2 separate regions of the Homo sapiens genome follow, and region 2 is linked to region 1. Evidence: read pairs that join two places in POLR2A ChIA-PET (ENCODE). Cell type or tissue: Caco-2. All regions are shown on one strand. Each heading gives the region's core, and the rest is flanking DNA. Links, peaks and the distances in the headings are about the cores only.

Region 1 (5,378 bases), core at 321-5,320:
CGGCGTGGTGGCAGGTGCCTGTAATCCCAGCTACTTGGGAAGCGGAGGCAGGAGAATCACTTGAACCTGGGAGGTGGAGTTTGCAGTGTGCCAAGATTGCGCCACTGCACTCCAACCTATATGGCAGGGCAAGACTTGGTCTCAAAGAAAAAAAATTAAAAAGAAAAAGAAAAAGAATGCATGATAGGGAATAATTATATACAGTTTTCCTAATAGTGAATAGATATATATAGTAAATATGGACTATGACAACGCATCATTACCATGTGATTTAGGTGTTAACCACTGTGCTAGGTGTCGAGGATACAATGATAAATGCGATCTGGCCCCTACCCCTTAACTCCTCCTCTGAGAGTTAGCTAGCAGATCTTTTTGGCCTAGACTCTCCATCTGTTGCACCCTAGGAATCATCTAGTCTGTTTCTTTATCCTAAGCAGCTTTATGCCAGCCCTTTTTTGTTTCAAAGTTGTTAATGCATTTATGATTAACCAGTAGTGGCTTCTTGAAGTGCTGTTTTAAAGAGTATACGGTTATATCTGGAGTCAGTGGCAAAAAATGCAGTGATTAGTCATGCCTTCCATGGGGGCAGGCAGGAGAAATGAAGGCAAACAGAACATCTATTTGTTACACCTGAACTAGTTGTCCAGAATGATCAGTTTCTCTCTGCAACTGTTACAAATGATCATTTTATTGCTGGAACTCACCATTTCTTAAATCAGTGTATAAACTATTCCCCTCTTGGGAAGTCCTAGAGCAAAGGAATCCATTTAACTTTGTTGTCACAGTATCACAAACATATTTTTTTGTCCAAGGAAGCTGTCTCTTCTTCATTGCTAATTATATAACCCATACCAATGCTGGAGGTGTCACTCTGCTCCAGGTCTGTAGATGTGTTCACCATCACTGCACATGAATGCTCTTGATTTCCCAGTGTTGTCATAGTGACTTTTGTTGAGGTGGGAAACCCCTGGGCTGAATGCTACCGTGTTCTGTGGAGGCCCTTATTTAATAGCTTTTCCCTCTATTTTGCCATTTAAAATTTCACTTCCTGTCACAGCTGGAGTTAAAAATGCTTACTAGTTGCCTGTCTGGAGTTTTCCTCTTTAAAATTTTCAAGGCCACACACAAATGAGTTCTTGCATTTCTGAGGTGTATTAGAGGTAGTTTTGTTTATTCTATTTGTTGGCTGAAAGCCATGCTCATCAAGGAAATACTCTCTCTAAGAAGTTAATCCTTAAATGTCTTTTACTTCTTGGGAAATGCATTTGGACAGCTGAGGAGGTTTCTATTCTCTTGTGGCTACCTGTCTGGCCACAGAAGGTGGAGAGAAAATGGAGGTTGTGCTATATCTTGGTGTAGTCTTGGAAAGAGTATTGCATTTAAAGTCACTAGTGGCCGGGCACAGTGGCTCATGCCTGTAATCCCAGCACTTTGGGAGCCCGAGGTGGGCGGATCACTTGAGGTCAGGGGTTTGAGACCAGCCTGGCTAACATGGTGAAACCCTGTCTCTACTAAAAATACAGAAATTAGCTGGGCTTAGTGGTGCAAGCCTGTAATTCCAGCTACTCGGGAGGCTGAGGCAGGAGGATCACTTGAACCTGGGAGGCAGAGGTTATAGAGAGCTGAGATCACGCCACTGCACTCCAGCCTGGGTGACAGCAAGACTCGGTCTAAAAAAAGAAAAGTCACTAGCTCTGGATGTAAGTCCTGGTACCATTGCTTAGTTGCTATGCAGTCTTGAGCCAATTAACTAAACTGAACATCATTTGACTCAACTATAATATAAAATGAAGATTATTACAATATGGAGTTGTTGAGAGGAATAAATGGGATGGTATAGGAAAGCACCTTTGCAAAAGCATTATTGTTAGATGTCTGGGTTTGCATTTTTCCTTGTTGGTTTCTCTATTATTCTTGTCTTAACCAGATGCAGTGTGTATGTGAAATGCAGTCTTTCCTGCAGCATCCAGATGTGCTTTTTATGAAAAGCTGGTAGACCAAACACCTGATACTAAATCCAACTTGGTTTTGGTGGCGGGACTCGTCTTGTTTTCCCTTCACTACTCTTCTTGTTCATCATGTAGATCTTCAGCACAGTATTGATCATCATTTATAAATTACACCTTAATTGTAATGTCTTTTAACATGTTTGTGAAGAAAAAGAGGTGCTCTCTCCCCCACAAAATTTTATTATTTTTTATTTTATAAATAAAAATATATTTTTAGAGACAAGGTCTCACTAAGTCACACAGGCTGGCCTGGAACTCCTGGGGTCAAGGAATCCTCCTGCTGCAGGCTCCTGAGTAGCTGAGATTATGGATGTGCACCACCATACCCACCTCACAAACCTTAAAAAAAAAATTTAGTTGAGCGAATGCAGCAGCTAGCTCATGTTCTGGGAGAAATGGGAGCCTAAGAAGGAAAAGACAGAATGTTAGAAGAGAATTACCGGCCAGGTGTGGTGGTGCACGCCTGTGATCCTAGCACTTTGGGAGGCCGAGGCGGGTGGATCACTTGAGGTCAGGAGTTCGAGACCAGCTGGCCAACATGGCAAAACCCTACCTCTACTAAAAATACAAAGATTAGCTGGGCATGATGGCAGGCATCTGTAATCCCAGATACTTGGGAGGCTGAGGCATGAGAATCGCTTGAGCCTGGGAGGTGGAGGTTGCAGTGAGCTAAGATCGCACCACTGCACTCTAGCCTGGGGGATAGAGCGAGACTCTGTCTCCAAAAAAAAAAAAAAAAAAAAAAAAAAAATTAGTCAGGTGTGATGGTGCACGCTTGTAATCCCAGGCAGTCAGGAGGCTGGGGCACAAGAACCACTTGAACCCAGGAGGCAGAGGTTGCAGTGAGCCAGGATCGCACCACTGCACTCCAAACTGGGTGACAGAGTGAGACTCTGTCTCAAAAAAAAAGAAAAAAATAAAAAGAGAGAATTACCTATTTGACAAAATGTTGAGAGTCTGTACTCTGCATCTTAACTCAGGTGAAGATGATGATCCGTGAGGTGGGATCCCATTGCATAATGCACAGCTTCCTGCCATCTCTCTGGCTCTATCTCACTCCTTTTTCTTCTGTCAACTTCTCTTTCCTTCCTGAAACAACTGTCACATTCCTTTCTAGTGGACATTTACACCACTCAGACCCCTTTTAAGAAGGACTTGCTGCCCATGTCCAGGGAGTGGGTTTGCAGACAGCCTCCAGCTGTCCAGCAGCTTCAGGGTCTATTCAAGCAGGGAGAGCTGCCTTGCCCAGGGTCATGCTATTCTCTGGGGAGCCCACAGCCGGTGACTGAGCAGGGTAGAGGCATAAAGGCTGGGCCATTTCAGCCTGATGGGAGACACTCTGATGGGCATACTTGCTCCAGAGCTCCCTCCCTGGTTAGTTGTGGCTTTAGTGGGCCTGCATCACAGGTCAAACTCTTCTGCCCAATCCTGCCTCCTCCTCCTTTCTTTCACAGATATTGATTCCTAATAAACACTTTTAAAATATGTTTAAAATACATCAGTTTTATTGAGATATAATTTACATACCATAAAATTTGCTCTTTTAAAGCATACAGCTAAGTGGTTTTAGTGTATTTATAAAGTTGTGCAATCATCACCACTATCTAATTCCAGAATATTTTCATGACTCCTAAAAAGAAGCTCCATACCTATTAGCAGTCACTCCCTATTTTCCCTTCCCCTATCCCCTGGCAGTCATTACTCTACTTTCTGTCTCTAGATTTGCCTATTCTGGATGTTCCATATGAATGGAATCATATAAGTGGCTTTTGTGACTGGCTTCTTTTTTTAGCCTAATGCCCAGCCTGGGCAACAAGAGTAAAACTCCATCTCAAAAAAAAAAAAAAAAAAATTAAAAAGGGAAGAGAGAAGGACCAGTTGAGAGGTGATGCCAGAGGGACTGGTAAGGGCTGCATTATTAGTGGCATTTATGTCATGATGAGATATTTGGACCCTTCCTGAAGCAGTGGAGACTCAGAGAAGGCAGGTAAGGTGTGATCAGATGTGCCCTCGCTTCATTTGTGGATTACAAATGGTGGGCAGCTCTTCTGTCTTCGAAATCATTCTGAGTCAGTCGGAGCCTGGGAGGAGGGATGTTGCTGGAGGTGAAGGGATGAATTGTAGGTTGAAGAGGGCATCAGAATGAATATCAGGGGCGCAGGATATGCACATGAGACTCAAGGGAAGGTGGAAAGGTAGCAGGGGAGACAGGCAGTGTGGCATGTTGCAAAGAGCATGGGCTTTGGAGTCGGACACACCTGGGTTTTGATTCCTTTTTCATCTCTTAGCCACTCTGTAGTGTTAGGCAGATTACCTAACTTCTTTGATTGGCTCTTTCTTAATCTTTAAAAGGAAGATAATAACCCTAACCTCTCAGTATTTCCTTGTGAGGCTGAAGTGAGGTAACCTATATAAGGCAATCAACTCCTCTTAGCTCATTTTCCCTGTCTCCATTCCTAGGGCAGGCCCAAGAGGTAGCACCCAGGGTGGAGGCCTAGAGTTGGATCATCAGGTAACCAAGGGCAGAGGGCAGGGAAGGTCAGGGGAGCCTGGACCAAGGAACAGGAAGTGGGAGGGAGAGGAGGGCCAGAATTTAGGGAATTGCAGGGCTGGACCCAGGCAGAAGTATCTCTGTATGGATGAAATTTTTTTGAAGCTTAATTCTTTCTGAAGTTCCAGAACTACCTTTCTCTGAAACACTAATTCAGGCCTCTCTGCAACTGTGAATGGTGGCCACTGGGATCCATTTGGATGATGGAGCCTGACAAACCTCACACTGAATTTTAGCCTCTGACAGTGGGCCAGATACAGTGAAGCCAAAGGCTGTGTTTTGGAAGGCACAACTGCCTAGGGATGAAGAGTCTGTAACCAGCCACCTCTATCCGTTCTTGCTTTCTTTTTCTTATTTATTTATTTTTTGGAGACAGAGTCTTGCTCTGTCACCCAGGCTGGAGTGCAGTAGTGCCATCATGGCTCACTGCAGCCTTAAACTCCCGGGCTTAAGCGACCCTCCTGCCTCAGCTTCCCAAAGTGCTGGGAATATGGCCGTGAGCCACCATCCCTGGCCATGTCTTGATTTTTAAAAAGCTATTTCGCATCTGTTAGTTTTCACTTCCAAATGATACATGGTTGAGATCCATGGCCTCTGCAGCAACTTGCCACCCTGTGATGCTGGGACTGAGAGTCAAGTGGAGTTTGGCAGCTACTTCTGAGCCATCCTGGACACTTGCCATCCCAGATGCTAATCTCATCCATCCCGGGATCTGCCACTTATCAGCTGAATGGAAAAACTGCCGGCCTCCAGAATCATAAACACAGTGCAGAAAACCATGCATTTGACCTGTTAGAGATCACTCTTCTTCTGTGGGG
Region 2 (5,378 bases), core at 128-5,127, 180 kb after region 1:
ATTGAGTTCAAATTTCATGACTGATATCACGAGAATAAAATGATTTACTTACATATCCTGTGCAAGTGATAAATGATAATTCCTTTGCCTTCTGGATTTTGGATTTTTGTGTCCCTAAAGGATCCTAGCACCCTTTCCCAGCTCTCTGAGTTTGGTGGAACAGCAGGGCACGTGGCATTGACCACTTTGCTATGTTATTTGGATATCAGAGTGCACTGGTCATCTCAAAAGCATTTGAAACCGACATGAAAACCTTAATTCATTTCGATGACCACTTACCCTTACACTTCAGCACTTTTGGACAAAAGCACAGACAGCCACTGTGAGCTATAAAAAAAATAATAATGATTTGAAAACAGAACGACTAAGATTTTTACTCAAAGAAACACAGTTCCTTGAATGTTTTGGGCTGCATCCCACTCCCCAGGGTTTTTGTACTTGCTGTACCTCTGTCCAGATGATGCTCCTGTCTGGATCGACCAAACCCCCATTTACCCTTCAGATCTCAATTTGAGTGACCCTTTTCCTGGGAAGCCATGGCCTATCCTCCTCCCCGCCCCCAGCCCCCGACATAGATGACCTTCTCTGTGTTCCAGAGTTACTCTTTGCTAACGTCTGACCCACTTGTCTGTCTTCCCAGCTGTCTGTAAGGTATGTGAGAGAAGAACCACTGATCTGTGTAGTGGGGACTTATAATGTAGGAATTAAGTAACAAGATACAAACTTTGGAACTTGAAGCCTGGATTCAAATATGATCCCAGCACTTACTGGCTGTGGGGCCCTAGGCAAGTTCTTAAATCTGAGCCTCAGTTTTGTCATACCTTATGTGAAGATACTAATACCCACATCACAGAGTTGTCATGAGGTTCGTGAGACATTATGAGTATAAAGCAATTAGAAGAGTGAGTTCCTAGCTTAGAGTTAACACTCAATAAAGATAGGCAGAATAAAAGAAAAACAAAAAGGAAGGAAAGAGGAAAAAGAGGAAGGGAGTAGAGTGAATGACTGCCCAGGCAAAAAGCCAACATGAGAATTCCCCACAACTGAGAGATTCTAATCTTGAGGATTGCTCTTCTCTATTTAGCTATGGCCAGATTACAGGAACCTTAACGTTTTGAAGTTCAAAGTGTATAGTTTTCAACTACATGTTTGCACTCAAGACTTTTATGGAGAAAAACAAGTTTTTCAATTCTTTTAAAGCCACTACCCTGAAGGGGAATGCACGGGGCTACTTTCTCATTTCTCCTCAGGGGCTGATGTGATTTTCATCTTTCTGCTATGCTTTTGGACTCTGGGGCTCATCCATACTTAGATGGCCTCATGTCCTTATTTATTTGAAAATTATATTGACTGAGCACCAACGAGTACAGAGCATTACAGCTAAAACAAATATGAAATAATGTGGTCTTTTCATGGCTGGGCACGGTGGTTCATGTCTGTAATCTTAGCACTTTGGGAGGCCAAGGTGGGTGGATCACCCGAGGTTAGGTGTTCAAGACCAGCCTGGCCAACATGGTGAAACCTTGTCTCTACTAAAACTACAAAAAATTAGCTGGGTGTGGTGGCATGTGCCTTTGGTCCCAGCTACTCGGGAGGCTGAGGCAGAAGAATCACTTGAACATGGGAGGCAGAAGTTGCAGCTGAAATTGTGCCATTGCACTCCAGCCTCAGCAACAAGAGTGAAACTCTGTCTCAAATAATAATAATAATAATGATGTGGTCTTTTCAACTTTGCCTGCCTGTATCACCCAGAGTTTGGCAACATTAATTGTGCATGAAGCAAAGTGGTGTTATTAAGAGATTCAATATGTATAGCTGTTGGGACTCTCATTGCTGGAATGGTGGCTCTGAATCACAGATACTTTCATTTTTCTCAGAACAGTTCAACTTGGAGCACCCGCTATATGCCCCACGCTGTGACAGACTCTCAGGGGACACCAAGGGAAGTAAGGCCCAGCTCCCGCCTCAAAGAGCTGACCATCAACTGGCGGGGATTAGACAATGAGAGAAGTCCAAGCTAAAGAAAGTACCACAGGAGAAACACCAGGCGCTTGAGGTTTCAAAGGAGGGAAAGGATATATCAGGTTGGAGATACTAACAAAAGACTTTATTCATTCATCCATGTATATCCAATGAAAATATTTATTGGGTGCCTACTATATACCAGGCACTAAGTTAGCTATCAGGAATAAGATATAAGTAAGCCATTATTCCTAGCCTCAAAGACTTCATAAAAAAGTAGGAGGAACACACATGTAGACAAACAATAATATTCATTAATTCATTTATTCAACATTTAATGAGTATCTATTAAGTCCCAAGCTCAAGAGTGGTGAGAAGAAAGGTCTCTGTGGTAAAGGAACCCACAGTCTAGCTCAGATGATAGGTGTATAAACAGAACATTTCTATGTAAAGTAGTGTGTTCAGTGCTGTGATAGGTATGTTAAAAAAAATTGCAAAGTCTCAAGATAGAGGGTGAAGGGCAATAAACTCTTTCTGGGGTCAGAGAAAGCTTCTGTAGAGAACACAACAGAGGGAGTATTACAGGACGAAGGAGCTTTTCAGGTAATTATAGAGAGGCAGGAGGAAGAGTATCTGAGGCAGGTTGTACCAATATGGCTGGAATAAGAAGAGTAGAGATGTACCAGAGACAGAGGGTGGCCAAATGGTGCGAGGTTTTAGAGCCCTTCAGCTGAAAGAATGGAATGTCAAGGTATAATGACCACTCAGAGGAGCAGGTAAACAACTGAGTGCAGGGTGTGGATGGAATCTCAGGGAAAGGTTCCTGGTGGAGTACATATCTGAGAGTTTTAAGTAATGTGCAGGAACTTGTTAAGAAGAAACAGCATTCCTCAGAATGGATTTTGCAGGTGAAAATAATGGAGAGAAGAAATTTCAGAGTCAACAGCTTGAGCAAAAAGCAAAGAAGCAAAAAGCCCACGTACATACAATCAGGGAGAGGTGAGAGCCTGTGAAGGCGGCTCTTCACATGTCTCTAATCTCAGTGAACTCTGTGTTTCTGCCCTGACTCTGCTCATTGTACAACATGGGGGAGGGGTCCTCCTTCCATCCCTTTCTCCTCTTCAAGGGTGACTCTTGGGTACTCAGAGTTTTATGAAATTAGGAGACCAAACTTGTTTCGTTTGTTTGTTTGTTTTTGAGACAGAGTCTTACTCTGTTGCCCAGGCTGGAGTGCAGTGGTGTGTTCTCGGCTCACTGCAATCTCTGCCTCCCGGGTTCAGGTGATTCTCATGTCTCAGCCTCCCGAGTAGATGGGATCACAGGCATGCACCACCATGCCAGGCTAATTTTTGTATTTTTAGTAGAGACAGGGTTTCACCATGTTGTCCACTCTGGTCTCGAACTCCTGACTTCAGGTGATCCAACTGCTTCAGCCTCCCAAAGAGCTGGGATTACAGGGGTGTGCCACCACACCTGGCCCAAACTTGTTTTTAAGGCCCCCAGATCAACAGTGGCTGCTACAGGCTTAAGAGTATGGCAAAAAAAAAAAAAAAAAAAAAAAGGCTCTAGGCTCCAATGCAGAAGTGACCAGGCTGAGCTCCTCCTTCCAGACTACTGACGCACACCAAAGCCCTCTGCCCTATGTTAGAGGCTGGGGATGCCAAAAAGGACCATTCCTGGTTTTTCCTTCTGGGTTTGGAATTTACTGAGAAATAAGACCAGGTCTGCCTCCTTACACACACTACTAACAAGCATCCAAATTGGGGCCGTCATTTGAGTCACCTGGGAAGTTTGCATTACATGCCTAGTCCAGGGATTCCACTATCTTGGAAGAACATTTCTGAAATTCCTTTGTTGGAATTTCATGGGGTCACAGTCAGACCCATAGACACCACCTACCCAGTTCTACTCTTCACTTCGTATGTGGGGTCACCAAGGCTCTGGAGCTTTGAAACCCACTGAGACAACATTTCCAATTGCAGGCACAGCTGAAACCTATCCTCTGCTTTCCTAAGACATGACTTTCCTTCAGAGCCACTTTACAAGCCACAGAAGAAATCCTAAGATTTCTTAGGATTCTCCTAAGAATTCCTAAGATCTCCTGAATCTATAGCAGTAGTTGTTCATTTCTTTGAATCATGGAGTCCTTGGGGAAAATCTGTTAAAGCTAAAAACAGGATCCCTCAGTAAAGAACACATACAGCCAGGTGTGGGGGCTCACGCCTGTAATCCCAGCACTTTGGGAAGCCGAGGCAGGTGGATCACTTGAGCTCAGGAGCTCAAGACCAGCCTGGGCAACATGGTGAAACCAGTCTCTACCAAAAATACAAAAATTTAGCCAGACATGGTGGTACACACCTGTGGTCCCAGCTACTTGGGAGGCTGAGCTGGGAGGATTGATCCCTTGAGCCTGGGAGGCAGAGGTTGCAGTGAGCCAAGATAATACCACTGCACTCCAACCTGGGTGACAGAGTGAGACCCTGTCTCAAAAATAAATAGACAAAAATACACATATACTTAAAAACTTCCACACACTCCAGGATGAGAACTCTTGCCCTATGTCAGCATACTAACTCCTTCCTTCAAATTTCAACAGCAGCTATTATGCAGCATGATCATCTTCCTCATACTCTAGACCTCCAGCCAAGTGACTTCTGGCTCTTCCCAACTATCAAATCCCTAAAGGAACGAGATGTTCCTGTGCTGAGGAGGTCCAAAAGAATGTGCTGTAGATTCAAAAGCCATTTCCACAAGGAGCATTCCAAGGATATTTGAAGAAATCCAGAGTCCCTGGAAAGCACAGCTTCTCCAGATGACCACCTAGAAGAGGGTAGCATCTCCGTACCTGTGCTGGTTGGCTCTTAAATAATCAGTCCCTTTCCCAGGCAAGGCTCATGGGGAGCCTTTGGTGTGATAACTTCTTATATGCTAATACAATAATGGACAATTCCAAAGCTTAGCAGAGAGCCCCCATTAGCAGATACTGCCTTCTCCATTCAGGTTTTTGGAACCACGCCAGGCAGTTATGTGCATCTGCCTTCCTGTTCCAAACTTTGTATAAACATGTACCTCTATTTTCTTCTTCTTTTTTTTTTTTTTTTGGTGGCGGGGGGTACGGAGTCTCACTCTGTCACCAGGTTGTAGTGGAGCGATCTCGGCTCACTGCAACCTCCACCTCCCAAGTTCAAGCGATTCTCCTGCCTCAGCCTGCCGAGTAGCTGGGACTACAGGCATGTGCCACCATGCCCAGCTAATTTTGTATTTTTAGTAGAGACAGGGTTTCACCATGTTGGCCAGGATGGTCTCCATCTCTTGACCTCATGATCTGCCCGCCTCGGCCTCCCAAAGTGCTGGGATTACAAGTGTGAGCCACTGTGCCCAGCCTACCTCTATTTTCATCTCCACCTCTCCCAACA

Evidence for each region. ChIA-PET counts read pairs that join two places held together with the same protein. Peaks named below come from ENCODE experiments on the same cell type or tissue, not always from the same donor. Only the 100,000 strongest peaks of a DNase experiment are listed, where the experiment ranks them.
Region 2: POLR2A ChIA-PET joins it to region 1 with 5 read pairs; 6 of 35 experiments call an interaction of 5 or more read pairs at or near these places.

Annotation. Positions count from the first base shown.
Region 1 is chr9:105,146,749-105,152,126 of GRCh38, reverse strand. The region is part of intron 3 of LOC105376197 (a long non-coding RNA gene); the gene reads right to left. Among named protein-coding and RNA genes, the nearest start is that of SLC44A1, 95 kb to the left of the region's middle. RefSeq lists an enhancer at 831-940. In Caco-2, for the core only: no CTCF peak of the experiment used is centred there; a DNase peak (open chromatin) is centred at 3,306.
Region 2 is chr9:104,970,061-104,975,438 of GRCh38, reverse strand. It overlaps CT70 (cancer/testis associated transcript 70), which reads left to right. Exons shown (of 4, transcript NR_184160.1): 4 at 1,883-2,118. Among named protein-coding and RNA genes, the nearest start is that of CT70, 19 kb to the left of the region's middle. In Caco-2, for the core only: no CTCF peak of the experiment used is centred there; no DNase peak of the experiment used is centred there.